Linked DNA regions of Mus musculus: region 1 is linked to region 2. The links are chromatin loops, found by intact Hi-C in ENCODE. Cell type or tissue: left cerebral cortex. All regions are shown on one strand. Links, peaks and the distances in the headings refer to the core of each region. The heading gives the core; the rest is flanking DNA. Region 1 holds the start of Dnajb9 (DnaJ heat shock protein family (Hsp40) member B9). Region 2 overlaps Nrcam (neuronal cell adhesion molecule).

The links. Hi-C counts contacts between places; a loop is a spot of excess contacts. Peaks named below come from ENCODE experiments on the same cell type or tissue, not always from the same donor. Only the 100,000 strongest peaks of a DNase experiment are listed, where the experiment ranks them.
Region 1: it touches region 2 in a loop (2.6-fold over the local background); 6 of 42 quality-filtered maps call a loop at or near these places.

Annotation. Positions count from the first base shown.
Region 1 is chr12:44,209,017-44,211,927 of GRCm38, reverse strand. It overlaps Dnajb9 (DnaJ heat shock protein family (Hsp40) member B9), which reads left to right and starts at 1,860. Exons shown (of 3, transcript NM_013760.4): 1 at 1,860-1,988. Mir5627 (microRNA 5627) reads right to left here and starts at 1,615; the gene lies at 1,555-1,615. In left cerebral cortex, for the core only: CTCF peaks have their summits at 1,562 and 2,440; DNase peaks (open chromatin) are centred at 1,700, 2,332 and 2,592; H3K4me3 peaks cover 1,592 bases; H3K27ac peaks cover 1,399 bases.
Region 2 is chr12:44,546,384-44,549,294 of GRCm38, reverse strand. It overlaps Nrcam (neuronal cell adhesion molecule), which reads right to left. Exons shown (of 31, transcript NM_176930.4): 10 at 1,952-2,063. Among named protein-coding and RNA genes, the nearest start is that of Nrcam, 220 kb to the right of the region's middle. In left cerebral cortex, for the core only: a CTCF peak has its summit at 1,057 (motif pointing right); a DNase peak (open chromatin) is centred at 1,089.

The DNA of each region.
Region 1 (2,911 bases), core at 249-2,748, 340 kb after region 2:
GTCTTAGGTTTTTACTGCTTTGAACAGACACCATGACCAATGCAAGTCTGTTAAAGGACAACATTTAATTGCGGCTGGCTTACAGGTTCAGAGATTCAGTCCATTATTGTCAAGGCGGGAGCATGGCAATTAGGCAGGCATGGTGCAAGAGGAACTGAAAGTTCTACCTCGTCATCTAAAGCCTGCTAAAGGAAAACTTCCAGGCAGCCCACAGTCACACACCTACTCCAACAAGGCCATATCTCCTAATAATCTCCTAATAGTGCCACTACCTGGGCCAAGCATATACAAACCATCACAACCATCTTCTGTAGTTTCTCTGGACTTGTAAGATAGACACACTATTTTCTTTTTCTTTTTGCTGACATGGTCTCTCTTAGGATGCCCAGTGTGGCCTTGAGCTCCCGATTGTCTTGCTTCAGCATCCAGAGCATTGAGATTATAAATGTGCACCACCATACCCTGGGTACAGGATGAGCTGAACACTCAATGCATGCAAATCTACTAGAATCTTACCAATTGACCACAGGGAGAAAAATAAAGTTTGAAGTAACAGAAAAGTCAGGCTAGCACTAGAATTATTTTTCATTACAAGAGGAAAAGAAATGGGATGTTTTAAATACATTGATTTTTCACATAAGTACATACTCCCTGTTAAGTCCTCCTTTATCTGTTTACCTGTACAGAAGAAAAATCAGAGGTGCCAAAGGATTAAACAAAGGGTCTTTCAGTTACAATGTAAGGGAACCAGGGTTGGAACTCAGCAAACCTGGCTTTGGAATTTGACAAACTTGCCTTGGCTTCTGAATAAAACTAAGTACTTACCTATTGTTTTTGAAATATGTCATGCTGTTGTTGAGATAATATCTATTATGCTCTCTTCCATAACTGAAGACATAATGGGACAAGTTATAATTCTAGTCTGGCAGTTTTCAAGGTTGCTTACATTCTTTTTGCCTCCTTTTTCGCAGGAGAAACAGGGTTTTTGAGCTTTGAGTTGGCTCAGTGGTTTAAGAGGGTTGTCTGTTCTTCCTAGAGTTCTTGAGTTCAATTCCCAGCAACCACATGGTGGCTCACACCCTCTTTCTGGCAAAGAGGTGTACACGAAGGTAGAGCACTCAAAATAAATTAACATTAAAACAAAAACAAGAAACAGGGTTGCACTGAGTGACCAACCTCACAGGAACCTCACCTTCCCACTTTCAGATGTACTTTCAACATACCTACTGTTGAAATGAGGTCAAGCTGAGGGAGGGAAAGAGCTGGAAAAGCCCGAGCCCCGTGCAAACTTTGCTGTGTTAAAGCAACACAGCGTGGTCTTGCCTACAAAGCAGTGTGCAATACAGTGGGCTCCCGCCTTTTGGGGAATTGAGGATTAAGAGACTAACATGACAGAGGCAGGCTTGGGCTCTAATGGCCTCTCAATGACACATCGCCTAAGGGTGAGACCTGAGTTTTCTGGTCACCTGGCCACTTATGAATAAAAGCTCTTTATTACGACCGCGCGAGCGATGACCGCTCAACAGCGAAGCTTTCTGCAGGCTGAAAAGGCCCACGAGGGGCGCCGGAGAGCCCTGTCCTCTAGGGCGGGGACGCAGGGCCCGGCGCACCCTCTAAAGCGCCTGCGCGCGATGCGCCCCAGGGAAGGATGAGGAAATCGTCGACTCACTTCCGCTTCCGCACACCTTGGCACCGCCCCTCGGAGGGTGGCGACGGAAGTGACGCAAGGACCAAACGGCAACAACAGTTTTCCACGTGCGCGTAGGGCGCCAAAGTCAGGTGGGCCGGCGGGAGCCAATGGGGAAGCGTTTCGTGTAGGTCGGCTCTATAAGCGGTCGCGCCAGCCACGGGCTCCCGCCAGTAGGGAACGGGCCGAGCTGGGAGGAGGCTACTCGGCGTTCGGAGGCGAGGTCGGAGCCTGTGCGGCCGGGGTCAGGGAACCGGAGCCGGGCCGCCGCGCTGTGGAGAAGCTGCGTCGGGGCGCACAGGTAAGGACCGGGGAGGGTGGCGCCGAGTCGGGTCCCGCTTTGTGTTCCGCCTTGGCCTTGGTGTCCTACCACCTATCAGCCGCGTTGGGAAGCCAAGCGACGCGACTGTACCCCGAGATGGCTGCGTCACAGCTCGTGCTTGCGGTGGGGTTGGGGGGTCGTCTTCCCCGAGGCCAGGCCGGCAGGTCGCGGAGCTCGCCGGCAGGGCCGGAGCATGGAGCTGACGCTCTGAGTGGAGTGGGCCGGGACGCCGGACCGGCCAGCCCTCCAGCGGGTTCGGGGAGGGCGATCCCATTGTTTGGGCAGAGTGGGTTTGATGGGGAAGCTAAAGCTCGGGCACTAAAAACATCTCCAGGGGCAGCTTGAAGCGGCGGGATCTCGTTTGTCACCGAGCCGCCTTGCTGTCAGTTGTGGACCAGCCCTTTGACTAGCGAACAACCGCAGCCTCTGGCGACCATCATCGGACATGCTCCGCTTACATTAACTTTAAAAAAAAAAATCTACTTTTTTTTTTAAGTCAGGGTAGATCTGGCTGCCCTGGAGCTCACTATGGAGACCAGGCTGATTTTGAACTCAAAGTGATCCCCGCCTGCCCCTGCCTTCTGAGTGCTGCGATTAAAGGCGTGGGGCACAACGCCAGGCTTTCTGCTTGAGTTCTTTAGAGAGTTTGTACTTGGTACGCGTGACTATGACTAAGTCTCGGGAAAAAAGTAATCTACCTGCTAATTATGCTTAGGATAGGCCACAGGAGAGGTTGGCTGGCAGTTTCCACAAACCATAGTGCCTTTTTCATCAGCCCTGTTATGTCATCATAGGTCATTAAGGACTTCTGTGGTACAGCATTCAAAAAAGCAAAGAAATACACTTCATCTCGAATCATTATGTGTTACCAATAGTTCTTAGGTAAAACTTTGTTTTAAAGA
Region 2 (2,911 bases), core at 114-2,613:
ACAGATTAATGTTATTCTAGTTCTCACTCAATTTTACTATTTTAAATCAGGAAAATCCAAACAAAAGACTTAAGAATGAAAAGCCAGAATATTGCTTGGAGTTAGAGCTTTCTCAATGGCTCAGGTGGTCCCTTATATTCTTCTCTGACCTTGGTTCCCTGACTTCCTTGTGCCTTCGCATCTCCAGTCGTCTTAATGAGGATGGTTGGCTTGTATAACATCTTCAGAATTTATGTGAGATAAAATTTTTTAAATTGTTCAACATAAACGTGTGTGTGTGCACGCACACACATGCCTGTGTGCTCAGCCATGTGTGGCAGGAAGACATCAAGGAAGAAGGGCTGAGCCAGACCTCAGGACATCACGGTATTTGTTATCAGAGTTGCAGGAGGGGTTTAATGACCACTTGTAACATGTAGCTTTGTTTGGATGAACAAAATGACAGCATATAAATTTAAATTTGATGAAGTGGCTTTTAAAATTAGCACATGCTGTAAACATGCAAAGCTGCAGACGTGAGATCAATCTCAAAGTGTTAGTCACATGTGGAATCTGACACATATGACGTCCCCTTACACTTTGACCCACGTTTCAGATGCGGGGAGACAGGGGTGGGAGAGACACGTGATCTTATGCCTTACACTGAGCAAAACCAGCAGTTGTTATGCAAGGGTCCTACTCTACTGAACAATCTTAGAGTCTGATGAATGGTTTAATGCTGAGCCGAACGGTCCCTGGTTTGTAAAGAAAAAGTATAGTTCTGTGAGACATCAACGTTTTAAAAGTCCATTCTTTTCTATTTCCAAATTATAACCACCGTCTACAAAAAAAAATAATAATAATAATAAAATAAAAATAAAAATAAAAATAAATTTCATTGTTCCTAATCTGAAAACATGAAAAGTGCTAAAATATGAAATTTGTTAAATGTCATGTTGGTGTTTGACTATAAAAATGATAAAAAATAGAAAATAAATTCTGTTAGGAAAGATTGTCATTTTTAAGAATTTTGTTAAGTGTTTAAGCTGAACGACTGTCATGTCAAATGTGTAGTTTCTGATTGTGCCAGCAGAGGGCACCATATGCATTCAGAAGTATTTATTCCTGGCTTAAGGAAAGGTCATTGGATGTCCAGTTCACAGACAACACAAATCACAAAATGTCAAGGAAGTGTGTTCCTGGGATCCTAGTCAGGGCTGCAGTAACTGTGATCGTTTAAAGACGCTTGCTGTAGGCCAGGCAATCTAGAAACTTGCCTGACATGTGGACCCAAGTTCACAGTTGAGTTTTTCTATCTGCCCAAGGCCTTAGTGGAATGCCTGCCAAAGACACATGGGCTCTGAAGTATGCACAGATGAGCACCTTGGCTTTACACTCTGCCCACGGGAAGGAACAGAAGGGACAGGGCCTCAGTTGAGGCCCTGAGGTGAGCTGTGGGCTTTTGATGACAGACAGAAAGAGACGGCAAGAGTGCCAACATGTCAGGTGCTCCAGGTGGCAGACCTTGAGCAAGCGTAATGAACTCGCAGTCATCCCGCTTTCAAAAGGCTCCTCCCAGGAGCACTCAACAAATGATCAAGGGTAAGTAATTATTTTTTTTTAAGCCACCAAATTCTGAGGTTGTTCGTTAGAAAGCATCAAAATTCTACCCCCTTAGCAGAGTGATCAGTGATTGTAAGATGATTACAGAGACAGATAACATAATGCAATACAAACACTGTTACATCAAAATACTTTAGAGATAACATGCAATTGAAAATTTACCCAGGAAATGTTTGGGTTTTTTGTTTGTTTGTTTTGGGGGGGTTCTTTTGTTTATTTGCTTGTTTGTTTGTTAAATTTTGGTCAAATTGGAAGCATAAAGCCACGGCTGTTCCTCGGATAGTAGTAACACCTGTCAACTTTATATGTTGATAAGAAGCAAGCATCAGGACAAATCGCATTAACTCACAGGCCTTCCGCAATGCACTCCAGCGAAAGCACGTTTCCTCTTAATTCCTCTTTGTGGCTTTCATTGCCCTCTGGAGTTAGAAACGTTGGGGGCCTCTCTTTACTAGATTTAGCTGCAAACAAGGAAAGCAATATACATTAAAATTATGAACATGTTTTTCTGAGAACACAGCTCTGTCAAAAGCTGCCTAAAATTCTACTCTCATGACAAATCCATTAAATGCTTCTTCTGAAATTTGTTAAGTTATGCATATACACTCTCTCCTTACACTAGTTCAGTGTGCCAGGAAAAGAAGCAATTTTGATTGCATGGGCAAAGCAGTGTCAGGGACTCCTTTTGGTACCTGTCTTTAATTGGGTTTGCTTTTTATCAATTTCCTGTGGGCTGGTAAATCTCCAAAATGTCCTCACATTCCTGAAGACTGGTGCTCAAGTCAAAGCAAAAAGTGTGTCTTTTTGAAAGATGTTAGGGCTGTTATTTTGTTTGGTTGGTTTTTGTTTTTGTTTTTTTTTTTTTTCAGCAAATCATTATGGACAAAGTATTTTGATTTATTCTGGACATAGCATTATAGCCCTTGCCACTAACCTATATCTCAAAATTCCTACACTGCAAGGTTTATGAAAAATAAAACAAAACTGGAGAATTTCTAAAGAGTTCTGGGAAATTATATGCTCTGAATACAGATTTACAGTAGAGGAGCTGAAGGAGTGGCTTCATGGCAGAGTGTTGTTTAGTATTGGTCAGGCCCTGGGCTTCGTCCCTAGCTTTGGAAAAAAAGAAAAGAGTTAGCGGCAGAGCCGAACACATGGAAATCATTTTATCCAATGACAAAATAAAGAAGGTCTAAATCAGAGAGCTTAGAAATAGTTAAACAAGACACCTTCTGTTTTGTGGACTTTTAAAACATGTGACCTTATCTACTAAAGGCCTGGGGAAATTTTCAAGTGGAAATGTCATAAG